Linked DNA regions of Homo sapiens: regions 2, 3, 4, 5, 6 and 7 are each linked to region 1. A link is a contact called in ENCODE Hi-C or POLR2A ChIA-PET data. All regions are on one chromosome and are shown on one strand. Each heading gives the region's core, a stretch centred on a gene start or an enhancer-like site at or near the end of the contact. The rest is flanking DNA. Distances are from core to core; before and after follow the strand shown. Region 1 overlaps WDFY1 (WD repeat and FYVE domain containing 1). Region 2 holds the start of SGPP2 (sphingosine-1-phosphate phosphatase 2). Region 3 has its middle 51 kb from the start of MOGAT1. Region 4 overlaps LOC105373903 (a long non-coding RNA gene). Region 5 holds the start of DOCK10 (dedicator of cytokinesis 10). Region 6 overlaps DOCK10 (dedicator of cytokinesis 10). Region 7 overlaps DOCK10 (dedicator of cytokinesis 10).

Region 1 (2,598 bases), core at 28-2,527:
GTAGGGACTGAGGGAAAAGAATTACTGGGTGGAATTTCATTTCTGTAGTGCAGTGGGTTGGTGAAGCTCTGTGGAGGGGTTTTTAAAGTCCATTGATTGTATTGAGTGACTCGCCACATACACATGTGTAATAAAGAGGTTTCATTAGATGCTGTATTGGGCCATTCTTGCATTGCAGTAAAGAAATATCTAAGACTGGGTAATTTATAAAGAAAAGAGGTTTAATTGGTTCGTGGATCTACAGGCTGTACAGGAAGCATGGTGCCGGCATGCTTCTGGTGAGGGCCTTAGGAAGCTTACAGTCATAGCAGAAGGTGAGGTGTGAACAGGCACATCACATGACAAAAGCAGGAGTGGGGGTGTGGGGGTGCCACACACTTTTAAACAACCATATCTCAAGGGAGCTCATTTACTGACTCAAGGAGAGCACCAAGGGGATGGCACTAAACCATTCGTGAGAAATCCACCCCCATGAGCCAACTACCAAGCCCCACCTGCAACATTGGGGATTACAGTTTAACATGAAATTTAGAGGCTGGGCCCGTTGGCTTACACCTGTAATCCCAGCACTTTGGGAGGCTGAGTTGGGCAGATCACTTGAGGTCAGGAGTTTGAGACCAGCCTGGCAACATGGCGAAACCCCATCTCTACTAAAAATACAAAAAACATTAGCTGGACGTTGGCAGGTGCCTGTAGTCCCAGCTACTCAGGGAGGCTGAGGCAGGAGAATCTCTTGAACCCGGGAGGCAGAGGTTGCAGTGAGCCAAGATCATGCCATTGCACTCCAACCTGGGTGACAGAGAGAGACTCCGTCTTAAAAAATATATATATATATATATATATATATATATATATATATATGCGAAATTTAGAGGGGACACATGTCTAAACTATGTCAGATGCTAAGCTGTAATGGATTGCAGTTTTCATACAGATCACAAGATCACATTCTGATATATGTCACAAAGTACAAGCTTTGAGGCCATCTGGTTTATGGAGAACTGGGGAGTTGCTGAAAGAATCAATGATGGACTTATTTATGACCATAGTAAGCGTTTCAGTTGTAACAAGTTATAATAAATGTACACTATGCTTTCTATGTAATCTATTTAGGTGAAATGGAGTATATCAAATCAAGGACCCTGTAGGGGAAAAGAAGAAAAGAGAACAGCAAGTTAAAATAGCTTTGGGCAGGAAAGCAGAGGCCCGTGAAGAAACCACTTTCTGTTTATGACTAATTCTCTCATGACCCCCAGGCTCGCCAGTTTTTTCAGGGTTGCTAAAGGCAGAATGGGTTCTAGTAACTACCAGAATGGGTACTGGTTTTCATGCTGAAAGACCGTATTTATCTGCTCTTAAGCCTCTAACTGAAATGGATGGCACATAGATTACACAGGGTCGAAAGTCATGTGAAAGTAACCCCTGAAGCCTTTGCAGAATATTTGTTTCTACTTTTGTTCTGTTTTTGGAAAGTGTATGTGATAAAGTAGTTTCTGTTTGCTTTTGAATATGGCATCATTAATTTTCTATATACCTACCAAAATTATTATTAGCTTGTGTGGCTGGTTCAGTTTTACTAAGTTGATTAATGTTTCTTCTAGACAAACAGCAGTCGATGAACAAGGAAAGGACCTACTGAAAGATATACCTGTAGAAAGAAAGATTTCCCCAAGGGTTTCAAATTTGATAAGTTAGCCAATATAAAGTATGAAATGTGAAGTTCAGATTTTTCACATAAATTACTTGGCATAATTATGTAGTGTACAACAGACTTTTTTCTGTGGTACTTAATGTAATTTGCTTAAACATAGACATCTTGGGGTAAAACACCTGCCATGTCCCAGAGACCCAGAATAATCTAGATTTTTTATCTTGTGTAGGTTGGACACAGTAAACTTTACTGGTTTTTGTCACTAAATATTAGTAGCAATTTTTTTCTTCATTCTGAACATTTTGTATGTAAGCTACTTTGTAATTTTTGTCACAGAAGAACGAAAAACTTCTTTAAAAATCTTTGTATTACAAGCAGTTTTTTTTTTTTTTTTTTTTTTTTTTTTGAGACAGAGTCTCACTCTGTCACCCAGGCTGGAGCGCAGTGGTGCTATCTTGGCTCACTGCAACTTCCACCTCCTGGGTTCAAGCAATTCTCCCACCTTAGCCTCCCGAGTAGCTGGGATTACAGGCGCCTGCCACCATGCCTGGCTAATTTGTTTTTTTGGAGAGATAGGGTTTCACCATGTTGGCCAGGCCTAGTCTTGAACTCCTGGCTTCAAGTGATTCGCCCTCCTTGGCCTCCCAAAGTGCTGGGATTACAAGTGTGAGTCACCATGCCCGGCCCAAAGTAGTTTGATGCATAATTGAAAATTGTAATCTTATGACTGTGGATAATGGTGCTGTGTCTTCTGTATGACTCATGATAGCATGGTTGAATGACCCGTTGTACACCATGAAGATACCTTTTTGCTTAAAGACTCAGCTGCTCCTAGTTTGGTCTTCAGCTGTCAAATGTATACGTCCTGATGTAGAGTTATATTTTACTTCTCCCCTGCCTCCCTCTCTCTCTCTCTCTCACAAATCCCTAGGTAGTGTCGCCTGCCT
Region 2 (2,598 bases), core at 69-2,568, 1.5 Mb after region 1:
TTCCATTCCACACAGAAGCCAGGTTCTTCGTAATTCCTCAGTTACTACATCTAGAAATTTACACGTAAGTAAAGGCCACCTTTCTTTCACCAAAACCTTCTAGGAAGAACAAAATGTGGCTGTGTACAAGGAATTCGAATTATTAATACGTTTATTTCTGTTCTCCTGCGCCACACTTTTGACTTTGCCGAGGGAAAAGGCAGGTGCTGCCAGTGCTCCCGGTAGACATGCGTCCCCAGAAGCCAAGTGCAGCCCGTCTGGTCCCTGCTGCCTAAAGTCCCTGTGCACTGCGACGACGACGCACGCTGGTTCCCCCCAAGCCGCAGTGGGTTGTATAACCACGCTTTGAACACCTAGCGGGAGCGTAGCGAGCTTCCCTCCCAGAAGCATCTGTTAGAAGTCACTGGTGTCGGTCCATAAAAGACCCACCAGGCAGGAGGGACCCCCAGACTCTGGGGGAGGGCAAGCGAGAGTTGCTGTTAAGACATCATCGCCGGGGGTAGTGCAGGGAGGTTGTAAATCTCTCTAGGAGCTGTGTGAGCCCCAAGTTCTGTGCCCAGAGCTGGCGGTGCAGCGCGGTGAGGAGCGCGCTGAGCCCGGCTGCACCCGCATTTGTGCGCATCAGGGAAGGGGGATGGGCGGAAATGCAAGAATACGGGGGTGGGGGGGAGTCTAAGAACGTCTCCCCGGGGAAGTGCCAAGGACATCCCCGCTCCTCCGTTCCATTACGTAACTCTTACATATTTGCTGGCATCTACGTGAATTTAACTACTTTTGAAAGTGGGAAGTCTCTAAATGGACTGCATTGAAAGCGTCTGGGGATATCTCAATAGACCCGGTTGCCCCTGGCAGCGTTGGAGGGTGGCATCCTGGTTACTGGAAGGCCAGGCCTCCCCGTCCGCTCGCAGCGGCGGGAGCCGGGTCACTGCCGGGGACGGCGCCCTCTCGGCCCGGCCGGCCCCGCGTGGCGGAGTCGCAGGGACCCGCACGTCCGCAGCCGCCCCCTCCCCGTACCCGGCGAACACCTGCCCATGGTTACCTCCGGCGCCGCGGCTCTGCGCAGCCCGTTGGCCGGAGCCTCGCCGCCCTTGCCGTTGGCTGCGGGGAGATGCTCGACCCCGGGGACCCGCGCCGCGCGCTCCGTGGGGTCCGCGCCGTTCTCCCGGGGGCCTTCATCCGGAGCGGGGAAGAGCCCGCAGCGGCGCTGGAAGCGGGCGACGAGCTGGGAATCCTGCAGGCTCCGCAGCAGCTCGGCCATGGTGTGCCCGGGGCCGCGCTCCGCCGCCGCTGCCACGCCGGGCCGGTGCCCTCCGCTGGCACCGCCACTCCCGCCTCGCCCCCGCCGATCCCGCACTCCGGGCGGAGGCCGGGCGGGCGGGGCCCCGGGCCCAGCCAACAGGTGCGCCGCCCGGGTCCTAGCGCCCGCCCAGGTGTCTGCCTCCACCTTGCGCAACGCGTCCCCCTTTCTCTCCGTCCCGGAGGGCTTGGGCGGCCCCGGGCGGCCACGGGGGCAGGACCGCCTGTAACTGGACGGAGGAGTGCCGATCTCCGAACTGCGCCTCTCTTCTCCCGGCGCCCCCAACCCCCCACCCCACCTTCTTCCCCCGGCAGACGTAACACTAATGGGAGCGGCCGAGCGCGCGTGCACCTGCGGCCGCTCCCATTAGCCCATCCTTTTGGGCTCAGGCTGATCCCACAGTGACCTTCCTTGCAACTCTGAGCCCAAGGTGAAGTCGGATTTCCTCCCACGCCAGCTCCCCACAGCCAGCCACGTACTCTCACCTTCCTGCAAGACTAGTTCCCAGTAAATACAGCGAGCCCCCCAGGGAGAATTCCCAAGTTCTTTCCAAACTGCGTGATGCAACGTCTCCCTAGAGGTCCGAACACCCTTGAGCTTGCTCAAGTACCCAGGAGGTTCAAAGTGGGCCCTGAGTCATCTTCCGCGTCGCTGCCCCTGCCCTTCTGATTTGGCAACTGGGGAACATTTTCAGGTGGGTGGGAAGGAAAGTCCCTTCTGGGTTTTCCGCATTGAGAACAAAGATGCTTACCGCTTTCTCCTACTTCTTTCTTTCCGCTCTGCCTCTCTTTAAGCAATGACACTGGGAAAACCCCACCAGACCATTTAGGGAGTTTAAACGAGAAGAGAACAAAGTGCTGGAGGACTGGGGACAGGATTAGGTATCTCATTGCACCTGCACCTGCTTTAGAGCACTCAGCAGAAGATAGCAAAGGAAACATCCTGCAGGCCGGCCTTGGTTTTCCCTCCTCCCTCCTACATTTCCCTCCTGGGCTCAGAGATCCCTTGGGAGGCAACAATCAAATTAGGCCCAGGTGATCAGTCTGCAACAAAAGTGCAATTCAACCCCGTCTTTCGTTTGCAGCAGAAACCTGCATGTTTCCTGATTGTCCATGCAAAGCCTACTAAGAATTTGGTTGCACAAATGATTAATGAACACCTGTCAATGCCTTATTTATTCAGTTGTCCTTTTAGGCCTGAATGTCTTTGGGATGTGACTTTCCAGGATGATGTAGTCCCCTTCATGCCCTAGTTTCTACTTTTCTTGCTTCTCAGTCCTGTCTGGAGAGCAAAGTCAAGGG
Region 3 (2,598 bases), core at 67-2,566, 1.2 Mb after region 1:
TTTCACTGCTAAAACCAAGAAAGTCTCAGGCAAACAGCGACAAGTTGGTCAGCCCATCTGAATCCTTCACATGAGCTGTCCCTTAGTGCCCACCTAAGTCTTCTTCATCCTTGCACGCCCAGGTCAATTCCATTCCCCCCATAACTCCCTTCCAGATTCCTCAGCCAGAATGAATCTCTCCACATGCCCAAAGCACTGGGTTGGCACTGCTCTTATGACACTGGCTTCACTCTCTCTCCTATGAGATGCTTCTCTAAGTGTGAGCCCAGAGAGGGCGGCACACACGTCCATGCCTTGGCTCTTTTCACTGAATCAGTGCTTGATCACAATTGTCCATCACACACTGGAGGATGCATTGAAGCCCTGGGCCCTGAGCATCTGACCCTGTGCTGCATCCAGGCTTATGATTTATTTTGAGACATGGTCTTGTTCTGTTGCCTAGGCTGGAGTGCAGTGGCATGATCACAGCTCACTGCAGCCTCAATGGCCTGGGCTCAAGTGATTCTCCCACCTCAGCCTCCCAAGTAGCTGGGTCCACAGGCACGCACCACCATGCCTGGCTAATTTTTTAAATTATTTGTAGAGATGGGGGGTCTTGCCATCTTGTTCAGGCTGGTCTCAAACTCCTGTCCTCAAGCAATCCTCTCACCTCGGTCTCCTAAAGTGCTGGGATTATAGGTGTGAGCCACTGCACCTGCCTGGACATCTTAATTTTTTTTTTTTTTTTTGAGATAGGGTCTCGCTCTGTTGCCCAGGATGGAGTGCAGTGGTGTGATCTTAGCTCACCGCAACCTCCACATCAGAGGTTCAAGTGATTCTCGTGCCTCAGCCTCCTGAGCAGGTAGGATTACATGTGCCCACCATGACATCTGGATAATTTTTGTATTTTTAGTAGAGACGGGGTTTCACTATGTTGGTCAGTCTGGTCTCTAACTCCTGACCTCAAGTGATCTGCCCACCTCAGCCTCCTAAAGTGCTGAGATTACAGGTGTGAGCCACCGCACCCGGACTGTACTTTTTTTTTTTTTTTTTTTGAGACAGAATCTCACTCTGTCACTCAGGCTGGAGTGCAGTGGTGCGATCTCGGCTCACTGCAAGCTCTGCCTCCCGTGATCCCGCCATTCTCCTGCCTCAGCCTCCCAAGTAGCTGGGACTACAGGTGCCCACCACCACGCCTAGCTAATTTTTTTTTTTTTTTTGTATTTTTAGTAGAGAGGGGATTTCACCATGTTAGCCAGGATGGTCTCGATCTCTGGACCTCGTAATCTGCCTGCCTCAGCCTCCCAAAGTGCTGGGATTACAGGCATCAGCCACCACACCCGGCCCAGCCTGGACTTCTTTGTTTACTGGCACAAACACGCCTTACAGCCTGGGCCTTAGCCCCTCCATAGAATCTTTGAATCACAGAGAGATGCAGGAAATTCCAATTTAATCTAGTAACCACAAATAAAGCTGAAAGTAATTCTTCAGCAGATTCTTGCCAAATAATTCTGGCAAAGAAATATCCCTGATGGAACTGAGGGAATTAGCAGAAAACACATTACATACCCCAGATAGGGTATCAGACTGAAGTCACTGCATCCACATGTTTTCAAAATCTAGAGCCCAGAGCAAAGAGAAATCACAGGCAAGATGGAAGAGAAATTGCTCCTTTGAAATAATGGTGGCCCTGGGGCAGTTTCTAAGTCTATCAAGATGTGGAAAGGGAAATAACCTCTGCAATAAAGGCAGGCCAAAAGGATGTGGTAAGGGCTTCAGTGAGATTGAAAGGTTCACTATCAATGGTTCCTTATGAAGAGTGTTTTCTCTGGCCACAAATAACCATTTGGGCACACTGCTTTGCATAAGCTTTGTCATCTAAAAATCTAAACTCTGTGACTGCAGTCAAGTCATCCTGATGGTTTGTTTTATAGAACTCTCAAAAATAACAGTGGAAATATATAGCTCTAAAGATCACCTTGCCTATGCAGATCTGAACAAAACAATTTTACTATTCTGTTTTCACTTGACTATTTGATCTTTGGACTCATTGCTATAATATCACCCGTCAACTTACCATAGTATTTGAGGGGGAGGAAATGGACTTTAAAAGTCTCTCATAATTTCAGCTAACATTTTCATCTGTCTAGTTGTCTAGGTAAGAGGTAGTGGACTCATAACAGTAATCAGGTAAATACTAAAAATCTTTATGATAGTAGTCTGATGAGGCTAGGAGAGTTTGAACTTCTGATATGGTTTGGCTGTGTCCCTACCCAAATCTCATCTTGAATTGTAGCTCCCATAATTCCCATGTGTTGTGAGAAGGACCTGGTGGGAAGTAATTGAATCATGGGGCAGGTTTTTCCCATGCTGTTCATGATAATGAGTAAGTCTCATGAGATCTGATGGTTTTATAAAGGGCAGTTCCCCTGCACACGCTCTCTTGCCTGCCGCCATGTAAGCTGTGACTTTGCTCTTCCTTTGACTTCTGTCATGATTGTGAGGTCTCTCCAGCCATGTGAAACTTTGAGTCCATTAAACCTATTTTTCTTTATAAATTACCCAGTCTTGGATATTTCTTCATAGCAGTATGAAAATGGACTAATACAGTAAATTGGT
Region 4 (2,598 bases), core at 31-2,530, 1.2 Mb after region 1:
AGCCTGGAGACTTTGCTGTTCTACTATCTTTTCTTTCTTCCTCCTACCCCATAGTCCTGCATGACAGAGTTTAGGGAAAGGAGAACACAGATCTCCTGAACCCAAATGTTTTCAGAAAACCAGGCCAGTAACATAAATAAGTGAAACCAGCCAAATGGTCTGCTTTAGGGAATAGGAGGAACTGGGGTAAACGGGAGAGCGTGAGCCCTTTCTAAACAGGCCCACTCACGGATCATCTCCTGACACTTATTGCCATGCAGAAATGCAGGCCCCAGCGTTGCCAGGCCTTCTCGTTTTACTTTAAAAAAAAAAAAATTTTTTTTTTTTTTTTTTTTTTTTTTTTTTTTTTTGAGATGAGTCGCCGAGGCTGAAGTGCAGTGGCGCAATCTCGGCTCACCGCAACCTCCGCCTCCTGGGTTCAAGCAATTCTCCTGCCTCAGCCTCCCAAGTTGCTGGGATTACAGGCGCCTGCCACCCCGCCCAGCTAATTTTTATATTTTTAGTAGAGATGGGGTTTCACCATGTTGGCCAGGCTGGTTTCGAATTCCTGACCTCAAGTGATCTGCCTGCCTCAGCCTCACAAAGTGCTGGGATTACAAGCGTGACCCCCGCACCCGGTCTTAAAAAAACTTATTTTAGATTTGTGAGTACATGTGGGTTTGTTGTACAGATTATTTCATCACCCAGGAATTAAGCCCAGTACCCAATAGTTATGTTTTCTACTCCTGTCCCTCCTCCCACCCTCATTTTTAAATAGACACTAGAAATCAGGATTTTTACGAGAAATTTTTTATTTTAAGCCTGTGTGCCTTCTAGAACTCGGGGCAGATGTAGATGGAGGCCATCTGTTTGCGTTTCCTGGTCTTCTGCTGATCTGCTGACCTGACCCCAAGCTTGCAGCTGGCATTGTTGTCAACACTAGAAGGTGGTCCAAGATAGGAGAGCATATTTTTCTGGACTTAATGTATAATTAGCATAAAGGTTGCTAAACAGGATGATGGGTAACTCCATATATATATTACATATATCTATGGACTATATATGGACTCTACTTAGTAGTCCTCATTTTTATTTTCCCAAAGGCTTTGTTGATACAATTGTCAGATAAGGTCTTGTCTCATGCCCTTCCTGTGATGCCGCGTGGTGTGTGTACGAGAGCAAGAGAGAAAGGAAGTCTGAGGCTGGAGCGAAGAAAAGGAAGTGGCGTGTTTGGTTGGAAGCCGGGAGAATGCCCCCAATCACTGCTTTCAGAGTCTAAATGGCAAAGAAGGATCTTGACTTATTTCCTGTGTTATAACTTCTTAGCCTCTGTGAATAGCCCACCACCAGCTCAGCCGCCCTGATTGTGTGTGTCTTGATGCCAATGGACTCTGCTGCAGGATGGCATCAGCTGCTCTGAGGGCATTCCCCAGGGCAGAGGAATTGCTTTTCCTCTCTTCTACCAAGAGGCATACTAGGAATTGCTGCAATATTGACATGTGACTACATTAGGCACAAAAAGTGAAATTTTAAATCACTGAACGTTAGAAGCTTCAGAACGAAAGGTGGAGGGAGAAAGTGGAAGGGAGGACATGGAGTTGGTCGCTTTTTTTTTTTTTTTTTTTGAGACAGGTTCTCTGTTGCACAGGTTGGAGTGCAGTGACATGATCATGACTCACTGCAGCATCCACCTCCTGGGCTCAAGCAATCCTCCTGCCTCAGCCTCCAGAGTAGCTGGGACCACAGGATTGTGCCACTATGCCCAGCTAATTTTTTCATTATTTGTAGAGACAGGATCTCACTATGTTGCCCAGGCTAGTCTCAAACTCTTGGGCTCAAGTAACCTCCTGCCTTGGTTTCCCAAAGTGCTGTGATTATAGGCATGAGCTACTGCCCCTGGCTGAGCCCAGGAGTTTGAGGTTACAGTGACTTGATTGCACTACTGCACTCCAGTCTGTCTGATAGACTGACACCCTGTTTCAATAATAATAATAATAGGCTGGGCGCAGTGGCTCACACCTGTAATCCCAGCACTTTGGGAGGTCAAGGGGAGTGGATCACTTGAGGTTAGGAGTTCGATACCAGCCTGGATAACATGGTGAAATGCCATCTCCACTAAAAACACAAAAATTAGCCAGGCATGGTGGCCAGTACCTGTAATCCCAGCTACTCGGCAGACTGAGGCAGGAGAATCGCTTGAACCCTGGGGCGGAGGTTGCAGTGAGTAAATATCGCGCCATCGCACTCCAGCCTGGGCGACGGAGTAAGACTCCACCTCAACTAACTAACTAAATAATAATGAAATATTCTGTTGTAGGAGTGGGGTTAGCAAAGATGATGCCTTATTGTAATATCTTTTGTTTCCTTAAAATTAACTTCAAAATAGAATAAAATTGTTTATGAGTTCGCAGCCACGTGTATAAAAGTTGATATATGCCAGGCATGGCATATATCACACCCGTAACCCAGCACTTTGGGAGGCCAAGGTGGGTGGATCACGAGGTCAAGAGTTCATGGCCAAGAGACCAGCATGGTCAACAATGGTGAATCTCCATCTCTACTAAAAATACAAAAATTGGCCAGGTGTGGTGCCACACGCCTGTAATCCCAGCTACTCGG
Region 5 (2,598 bases), core at 61-2,560, 1.1 Mb before region 1:
TAACAAAGAGCTGACTAAAGTGCATTTATCAATTGCTTAAGAATTCTTTATACCCAAATGTGACCTTGTGTTATAACTATCTATCATTGGCTTTAGAAAGTGGCAGGGTCATGGATCCATAAAAAGCTGTTAAGAAAAAACCAGACCACTTGGAAAGGCTGTCCCAGATCTCTCCAGACCAGTATCCAGGGGCCAGAACTTCTCTGCCCCCCATCCAGTCCAACACTGAATTGCAGAACCACCCTGGGTATGACCCAGGAAGAGACTTCTTAGAAGGCTTTCATCAGATACCTATCTAGAGGCAAAGTGCAGGCTAGATGGGTATGGGCAAGAGAAGAGCAGAGACAGCATAACTGTGAAATCCACCCCCGACCTGACCACCCTACATAGTAACCCTGCCAGTTGGTTCTTGCCTACTCATCCTAATGCCACCCAAAGTCTCTTACCCCCAGAACGCTGATTTATTGGTTTTGAGTTCGTGTTAGTAGCTTAAACTGTCTCCTTGATTTCTCTGTATTTGTTTATTTGTTCGCTTGGTTACTTGCTGTCTCCCACCCCTACCCCGAAAAAACCTATCAGCTCTACACAGCCTTAAAGTGTAGTTGCTAAGTTCCTCTCCGTATCCTCAGTTTCCAGAACAGTGTGAGCTGGCATATAGTAGGCGCTTAATAAATACTCATTGAAGGAGTGAATGAATGGGGAAGCTTATTCCAAGGCCCTGAACATGGACTTCTGGCAAGGGAGCCTTCCAAACGCTGGCTTGGGCGATGCTGCTGGGATCCCAGCCACCAGATCTTTAATAAGCCTCTGACCCCTTCCCGAGGGTGGAAGGGCGAACCGAGCTTGGCCCCCACCCACTAGCCGGACCCAGAAAATAGAAGTCTAAACGGCAAATGCATCCAGGGCTCCAACTCTCCCAGCAACCTCCAAATGAGGCTGACGGCCTTGGACAGGCGACGGCCTTGGACAGGCCCCGCCCGGAGCCCCTCGGCGGCCGCCCCCCGCCCTCCCCCGCAGCCTGCAGTTCCCCCGGGCGGCGTGGACAGCCCCGGCCGGCCAGCTGAGCCCGTGTGGGCGGCGCGGGCAGGAGCCGCCCCACACGCGTCCCGCGACGCCCGCTCCAGATGCGCCGCTGCAGGGCCCGGCCGCCAGCCGAGTTGGCCGCGCGCGCCCGGGGGAGCGCAGAGTTTGGAAAGTCTTCGAGAAGCTTCAGAGGAGGGAAGGGGGTGGGAAGAGTGGGGGTGCAAGAGAGAAAAACCCGCCTCTTGCGAGTTGAGCGAGGAAGAGGGGGGGGAAGGCTCCGAGTTCCGCTTCCTGAACGGCGGGTGGATAGAGAAGGTTGGCGCGGGGAAGACCGGCGGGAGGCGCGCCCCGGGCCCGCGGCGCGATTGGCGTGACCGGCGATGGCCGGTGAGCGGACCCGCAGGTTCACCCGGAGCCTGTTGAGACCTGGGCAGGCGGCCGAGCTCCGGCACAGCGCCGCGTCCGCCGCCGCGGTGGCAGTCAGCAGCCGGCAGCAGCAGCGGGTGAGTGCGGCGCGTCCTCCGCGCCTTCCCGCGCGCCCCAGGCGCCCGGGGGGAACGGAGCCCAGCTTCCCCAAAAGCTCGGCGGGCCCAGGTCCCCGCAGCTCACGGGTCCTCTCCTCCGCACTCCCTCCCCCGCCGCCTCTGCGGGCTCCCCCGGCGCCACCTCAGCGAGGCAGCGCCACCGACGCGTAAGGACCGGGGGCGCGTTTGTGCACGCGGGACGCTCAGAGGAGCAGCTGCGTGGGTAGCAGAAGCGCAGCGTGGGAGAGGATGTGCAGGGGCTTTAATGGGGCGCGAGGGGGCCGGAATGCACCGCCAGTCACACTGGTGCTAAGTGATACGAGTGCCAGAGACCCCGGGTGGGGTGGGGGGATCTACAGAACAGAACCCCTGAGTCCGGAGGTCTGCGCGTCCCTCTCACCCTCCAGTAAACAGACCAGTGCGCTGAGAGAGAGGGATGCAGTCCGTGGTCCTCGCCCTGGTTAGAGCTGGGGCCCCCCGACGTTAACTATCGCAGAAATAGATGTACTTGGAACAGCCCTCCCACCGCAGGGTAAAAACCCACAAACCACTTAATACTCCTCCAGAAAGGGCTGAGGAACACAGGCTGGAGGAGACGTGGGTCATTAGGTCTCCAGCGGTTTCTGATATTTTTCTAAGATGTTTCGCGGGGTTCTCCCACCAGCAATGCTTTACTGGTTACTTCCTTATTGAAACGGCTTCTAAGTGCTGGGTGATTTCCGCGGGAAGTCCCTGGGGCAGCAGCCAGCATCTGATGCTAGGATCCTATCCATACCAACCCAGATGTTCCTGCGTTGCAGTAGGTCCACACTGCCGGGGAGAGGTGGCAAGAGACAAATCAACTCTAGTGGAAACGGGAAGCGAGTGGGAACAACAGCCTCACAGCAAGACCGGGGCTCAGCAGCCGCGCTCTTGGCCTGCGTTTGGTGGACCGGAATCCGGGTTGTGTGTTTCATTTTCTTTTTTGCCAGAAAATATCATTAGGAACTAAACGGCTCTTTTTAAGAGTGTGAAAGTGTTACTCTTGCCAGTCACCAATGAGGAGGGCGCC
Region 6 (2,598 bases), core at 43-2,542, 1.1 Mb before region 1:
TTTGTAAAGAGCAGTATCAATCCAGGCATATATATTTGTATGAAACATGTTTAGAAATGCTATGAGCTAGCTGTGGTATTTTTGTTGTTGTCATTGTCATTATTGTTATGCCCTGGCTTCTGAGGATGGAGGCAAGGGCATGTGAGTTAGAGTTTTGTCTCCATAAGAATAAATGTTTGTCCCTTAGAGATTTCCCATTTTCAACAGCAGAGCAGGCTGAAGCTGGAAATATTAAAATACACATGACTTCTCGAAGACAGTTGGATGCCTTTAGCAAAAAAAAATCAAAAACTTCAAAAAGGGTGATTAACTAAATGCCCAACAGGAAATTCAGAAAATAATAAACCCTAAAATCAATGTATTTTATTTTCTAAATATCACACTAAGATACTTATTGGTAAGATATATACATATCTCTGGACTATAATTTTTTTCTGGAAATGGATATCTCTGACCAGTGATGAAGTCCACTATTGAAAAAGTATAACTCCTTCACTGTTTGCTGTTAGATTCTAAGATGGGCTCTGTAAACTCTGTAAGAAATGAATTTCTTACCTACCCAAACCCCTCTCCCATCAAATTCTGATTTGATGAGAATTCTCTAAATGAGAATTTTCACCTTCTAACCTATTGAAATTCAGTACTGTGAACAAATATTACAACTTTATACCTGTCTGAAAGGCTATAATTGGAGTACTATGTTATTTTAATGCAATCAAGATAATTTTATGCCTATATACCTGTACAGACATACACAGCAAATGCACAACATCTACCCCACACACACAATAAGCATGCATCACACACACACACACACTCTGCACACACAGACTCCCACATGCACCACACACCCACAAACTGCAGTCTCTGTTATTGTTGGCTCATCTACATTCTCACTCATGTGCACAGCACCCTTTATTTTCCAAGAAATTTCTAAATACTGTATACGATTAGATTGGCACAAAGGTAGTTGTGGGTTTTGCCATCATTTTTAGTAGCGCCATTTTAAAAAACCACTATTTTAAAAATAATCGCAAAAACCGCAGTTACCTTTGCCCCAACCTATATTTCACAGACATTGTCCACTTTGAAAACTGTACGTTTAGAAATACGAGGTTTTGTCGTGTTCATTTAAACTCCCCCAGACAAGTCTACTCTCATTGGTAACTTGGAGCTGCTCAGTTGGGTTGACCTTTCTAGCAGGAAGCAGTGAGCCTGAGTACCACTAACTTTAAGAGCTCTTCTGCAGGGCTGAGGCTCAGGAGAGACCACAGTGAAGGAGGAAGTAGATACTTGCTGCTTTACTTCCTTTAAGCAGGGTGTACACTGGTTGAGCTGAGCCTGCAGATGCACCATGGACCAGTCTTGTTTTTCCTATGACAGAAAGGCTGTGCAGCAAACTAACCTGCAGGCAAATGGGGAAATCTACTGGAAATGGAAGAGAAAAAAATAAAATGAATTATCCAAGCATTCTGCGATAATGAAGAAGTAATCAATGGCAAATGCCAAAAAGCTCAACAGGTTAAAAAACTTGGAATAAAGATAAAATGTAATAAGGAAGTAATAACTGAAGTGGGAAGAAATGAATAGGAGGTGCCTTACCAATTGCTCAATTTAGGACTTGTGAATCCTGTCATCATGTACATGTGTCTAAATCTTAAGCACTATGTTTCTGTTACTCTAAATTCCTAATGGTACTTTTGGGGCCATTTTAATGGAATGGATTCAAATGCATTGTCAATGAAAGCCAGGTTTCTGCCCCCCGGTTGCTTAGATTCAGTGATGATGCCATTTCCGGATTGGATAGCCTATCTAACTGAAAATAGTTAGAATTGAGCATGTTAAAACATAACATAGGCCGGGCGCGGTGGCTCACGCCTGTAATCCCAGCACTTTGGGAGGCCGAGGCGGGCAGATCACGAGGTCAGGAGATCGAGACCATCCCGGCTAAAACGGTGAAACCCCGTCTCTACTAAAAATACAAAAAATTAGCCGGGCGTAGTGGCGGGCGCCTGTAGTCCCAGCTACTTGGGAGGCTGAGGCAGGAGAATGGCGTGAACCCGGGAGGCGGAGCTTGCAGTGAGCCGAGATCCCGCCACTGCACTCCAGCCTGGGCGACAGAGCAAGACTCCGTCTCAAAAAAAAAAAAAAAAAATAACATAATTGAGCATTTAAAAAGGACTTTCACATAGTATATTGACTTTGTTTGCTGCCTTTCCTCCACCATTATTTTTCTTCCTTTCTTCCAACTTTGTTGAGCTCTCCTGTGCCATTCGACTTCTCACCTTTATTTCGACTTCTCACCTGTATTTCACTGCCAGTATTTTCCAGTAAATGATCTAGAAGCCAATTTTCCATTTCCTCCCACTCATTTCTTAGTCCCATTGCAACCTGGATCTCAGTGGTCAGTGGAAACCACAACCAAAGGCCAAGTGTCTTTCTCATCTACACCTTCTTCTCAGTACATCCTTGATGTTAAAATTAAAACACACGCATACAAAATTCGAGAATAAGACGTAGTAGACTGTATTTTAAAGACGTCCCCTCCAGACTGCCTGATTATTCAAACATGAATTTTCGTACAGCTGTGAAGGGACT
Region 7 (2,598 bases), core at 27-2,526, 1.0 Mb before region 1:
TATGGTTAAGAAATACCGAGAATCAGAGACTTCGTCTGGTATCTGGTACACGAGAAAGATTACTTTTCACCAAGGCAGTATTCTTATATTGTGACTGTATATATTAAAAGTTTTTCTCTATTCACTCTGCTGTCCCAAGCCACAAATACCCTCATTTGCCTGGACCATACCTCCCCTCCAAGAAGTGGTTTTGTAACTGGTCCTCCTGCTTTCTTCTTTGCTCCGCTTTGATTCGTTCACACACAGTACTCAATGGAAGCTGTTAGGAACACAAATTAGATAACGCCATGCCTCTGGTTAAAACTTCTCAGTGGCTTCCCATTGCCTTAAGAGTCAAATCCAGCTCCTCCCATAACCCCTGTCATCTGGTTCCCCATGTTCTCTGAGCTCTCATCTAGCCTACTTTCCTCAGTCACTGCACAGACATCAAGCATTCTTTCTGTTCCCCCAACTTGCCAAGCTCATCCTCTCGGTAGGGCCTTTACACTCTCTGTATAGCTGGTTCCTATTTTTCAGTCACAACTCAGTTTAAATGTCACCTCTACAAAGAAGCATCCCTGACTTCCAAGCTACATTGCCCTCACACCCAGTTACTTTATAACATGACCCCACCTGCTTCTCTTGATAACACTTATCACCACTGGGAAATATCTTGGTTTGCTTTTTCACTCCTCTGTCACTTGTTTCTCACTGTTAGACAGTAGCCTCTAGCAGGACAGAGACTTCTTCTGTCTTGATTGTTGAAAGATTTTCAGCAGCTAAAGCAGAACTTGGCACAAAGCAGATGGAAAATAAATATTTATTTCATGAATTATCTTTCAGAAACATCTAGATTGCTATTTTATAACATAATGTTGATCCCTTGAGTACCTTGAGGAACCAAAAGGCTTTTCTGAAACAAAATTCTTGAGAACAAAGAGGATGAAGTAATTGGCTTTGCTTGATGGTAAGGAAAATACTTCCTGCTTTGGCACAACTCAACTCAACATATCACCTTAAAAAACAGCACTAAGAACACGTTTCCCTTTTTAAAGAGGCCCATTCCTTCTAACATAGTGCCTGGCTCATAGCTGATATCAGCAAAGCTTAGTTTCCTCCTTTTAACACTTTTTTTTAAAGAGATGGAGTCTCGCTCTGTTATCCAGGCTGGAGTGTAGTGGGAAGTCACTGCAGCCTCAAACTTGGCCTCTCAAAGTGCTGGGATTACAGGCGTGAGCCACTGCACCCAGCCCTCTAACACTTTAGTGTACTTCTTCACTTACTCATTCACTTCCTTTCTGTTACTAGACAAGGGACAAATCAGTTCATATCTGTACTTCAAGTACCCAACACAATGTCTGATTCATAGGCATTCAATAGATTATCAAACATTGAATTAAAATAGTTTTCTTCCAGGTTGAGGGCCTGACACAGAAGCACTTTCCTTTATTTTGGCACACCAGGTAGAAGCTAGTCCTCCTTGTATGTGGGTTCTGGGACTAAGCAGTATGAACTCCTGCACTACATGTGTCCTAATGATTCACTAAAATAAGCAGTATTGATGTATTTATTAAGCCATTCATTGCAAAAACTTGTACTGCTTCAATAATTGTATTTGCTACTTTTTTTCATCTTTCTTTTTCAAGCTGGTAGTAATAGAAACTTTAAAACAAAACAAAAAATAAAGAACTTAGTCACCAAAGTGTGTGACTCAGTAAAGTGGCAAAGAAAGTAAGAAAAGAAAGCAAGGGCTAAGAAAAATGGTTTCAAGGACACATTGAATCATATTGTCAAATGATTCAGTTTAAGAAAAGACTGATGCAAAATAGCAGAAAAAAAGTTGAGAAAGTCAGAAATGAGTTTCTTCCTGAGCAAAAGATGTAGAAAGCCTGAGATGGGATCATTTCTGGGAAGTACAAAACCATAAATAAGAAAGTTCTGATGTCTGAAAGCTGGTAAGACTGTACACTGTGTAGGAAGACCACCTATCAACTATACTTCAATTTTGTCCACACCAGTAAAACTCTATTTCAATTTACCTTCATGGACCACCTTTGGTGATCTAAGCTGTTTATATCCAGGACACCAATACGAATAAGAAGCAGACCTTACACTTGAACAGTTAGACTTTCAACACCGGGCAGTGCAATTTTCAAAGTCAAAAGTCTATGTCACATGACTACAGTCACCTAAGAGTCTCATTATCTTCTCAAATTCCATCTTCATATTAGTAGGTCAGAATTGTGTCCCAGGGTACTCAAAGGCATTCTGCACTTTTCACTGGCTATTAAAACTCAGAATAGTGGATATCATAATATACCAATGGCTTGTTCTTTTCATAGTATGTCTTTAGCAATGAAAAGCAAATGGTATATGGGGACTTCTAGACTCAACCACAAGGGTCATTCTAGGAAAGGAAGCAGAAAGATTTGAATATGTTTTAAACTGCAAATCAGTAAGGTCATGAGTTTTCTTTCTTTTTTTTTTTCTGAGACAAAGGTTAACATTTTATAAGAATCTCAACCTCTTTTAAATCTGTGGCTTTTGAGCCTGAAAAGCAGGCTTTTAAACGGCTCCTGGTGTTCATGTAAGAACATTGTAATTTCAATTTGAAAACTG

The links. A loop is a pair of places that touch in the nucleus more often than their neighbours do. ChIA-PET counts read pairs that join two places held with the same protein, here RNA polymerase II (POLR2A). Pooled maps may share reads with other maps.
Region 2: a loop to region 1 is called in a map with no recorded cell type, with 14 times the contacts of the local background. The contact joins the promoter of SGPP2 here to the enhancer-like site in region 1. A Hi-C loop is called at or near these places in 5 of 37 single-sample maps with no recorded cell type and 5 of 50 pooled maps.
Region 3: a map with no recorded cell type shows a loop between it and region 1 (8-fold over the local background). The contact joins two enhancer-like sites. A Hi-C loop is called at or near these places in 6 of 37 single-sample maps with no recorded cell type and 3 of 50 pooled maps.
Region 4: a map with no recorded cell type shows a loop between it and region 1 (5-fold over the local background). The contact joins two enhancer-like sites. A Hi-C loop is called at or near these places in 6 of 37 single-sample maps with no recorded cell type and 3 of 50 pooled maps.
Region 5: a loop to region 1 is called in a map with no recorded cell type, with 7 times the contacts of the local background. The contact joins the promoter of DOCK10 here to the enhancer-like site in region 1. A Hi-C loop is called at or near these places in 4 of 37 single-sample maps with no recorded cell type and 4 of 50 pooled maps. POLR2A ChIA-PET finds 5 or more read pairs at or near these places in 1 of 52 experiments (activated CD4-positive, alpha-beta T cell).
Region 6: a loop to region 1 is called in a map with no recorded cell type, with 4 times the contacts of the local background. The contact joins two enhancer-like sites. A Hi-C loop is called at or near these places in 4 of 37 single-sample maps with no recorded cell type and 3 of 50 pooled maps. POLR2A ChIA-PET finds 5 or more read pairs at or near these places in 1 of 52 experiments (activated B cell).
Region 7: a pooled map shows a loop between it and region 1 (5-fold over the local background). The contact joins two enhancer-like sites. A Hi-C loop is called at or near these places in 1 of 168 maps with a recorded cell type or tissue (B cell), 7 of 37 single-sample maps with no recorded cell type and 4 of 50 pooled maps.

What each region holds. Positions count from the first base shown.
Region 1 is chr2:223,895,615-223,898,212 of GRCh38, reverse strand. WDFY1 (WD repeat and FYVE domain containing 1) reads left to right here. Exons shown (of 12, transcript NM_020830.5): 7 at 2,583-2,598. Among named protein-coding and RNA genes, the nearest start is that of WDFY1, 48 kb to the left of the region's middle. RefSeq lists enhancers at 1,075-1,274, 1,395-1,454, 2,196-2,255, 2,266-2,415, 2,426-2,485. Within about 2 kb of position 1,277, at least 5 of the 41 ENCODE cell types and tissues checked have a DNase peak (open chromatin) inside an H3K27ac peak, as active enhancers do; they include B cell, where a contact is called at or near this core.
Region 2 is chr2:222,423,263-222,425,860 of GRCh38, reverse strand. It overlaps SGPP2 (sphingosine-1-phosphate phosphatase 2), which reads right to left and starts at 1,318. Exons shown (of 5, transcript NM_152386.4): 1 at 1,040-1,318. The coding sequence starts at 1,258. RefSeq lists enhancers at 325-384, 435-584, 1,775-2,074 and silencers at 885-934, 945-1,174, 1,265-1,614.
Region 3 is chr2:222,721,622-222,724,219 of GRCh38, reverse strand. No RefSeq gene overlaps it. Among named protein-coding and RNA genes, the nearest start is that of MOGAT1, 51 kb to the right of the region's middle. Within about 2 kb of position 1,316, at least 3 of the 41 ENCODE cell types and tissues checked have a DNase peak (open chromatin) inside an H3K27ac peak, as active enhancers do.
Region 4 is chr2:222,742,264-222,744,861 of GRCh38, reverse strand. The region is part of intron 1 of LOC105373903 (a long non-coding RNA gene); the gene reads right to left. Among named protein-coding and RNA genes, the nearest start is that of MOGAT1, 72 kb to the right of the region's middle. Within about 2 kb of position 1,280, at least 11 of the 41 ENCODE cell types and tissues checked have a DNase peak (open chromatin) inside an H3K27ac peak, as active enhancers do.
Region 5 is chr2:225,041,180-225,043,777 of GRCh38, reverse strand. It overlaps DOCK10 (dedicator of cytokinesis 10), which reads left to right and starts at 1,310. Exons shown (of 56, transcript NM_014689.3): 1 at 1,310-1,526. The coding sequence starts at 1,404. RefSeq lists silencers at 914-1,283, 1,474-1,713 and an enhancer at 2,264-2,598.
Region 6 is chr2:224,952,150-224,954,747 of GRCh38, reverse strand. The region is part of intron 1 of DOCK10 (dedicator of cytokinesis 10); the gene reads left to right. Among named protein-coding and RNA genes, the nearest start is that of MIR4439, 57 kb to the left of the region's middle. RefSeq lists a silencer at 1,227-1,276. Within about 2 kb of position 1,292, at least 9 of the 41 ENCODE cell types and tissues checked have a DNase peak (open chromatin) inside an H3K27ac peak, as active enhancers do.
Region 7 is chr2:224,925,052-224,927,649 of GRCh38, reverse strand. All of the region lies in intron 2 of DOCK10 (dedicator of cytokinesis 10), which reads left to right. Among named protein-coding and RNA genes, the nearest start is that of MIR4439, 84 kb to the left of the region's middle. Within about 2 kb of position 1,276, at least 9 of the 41 ENCODE cell types and tissues checked have a DNase peak (open chromatin) inside an H3K27ac peak, as active enhancers do; they include B cell, where a contact is called at or near this core.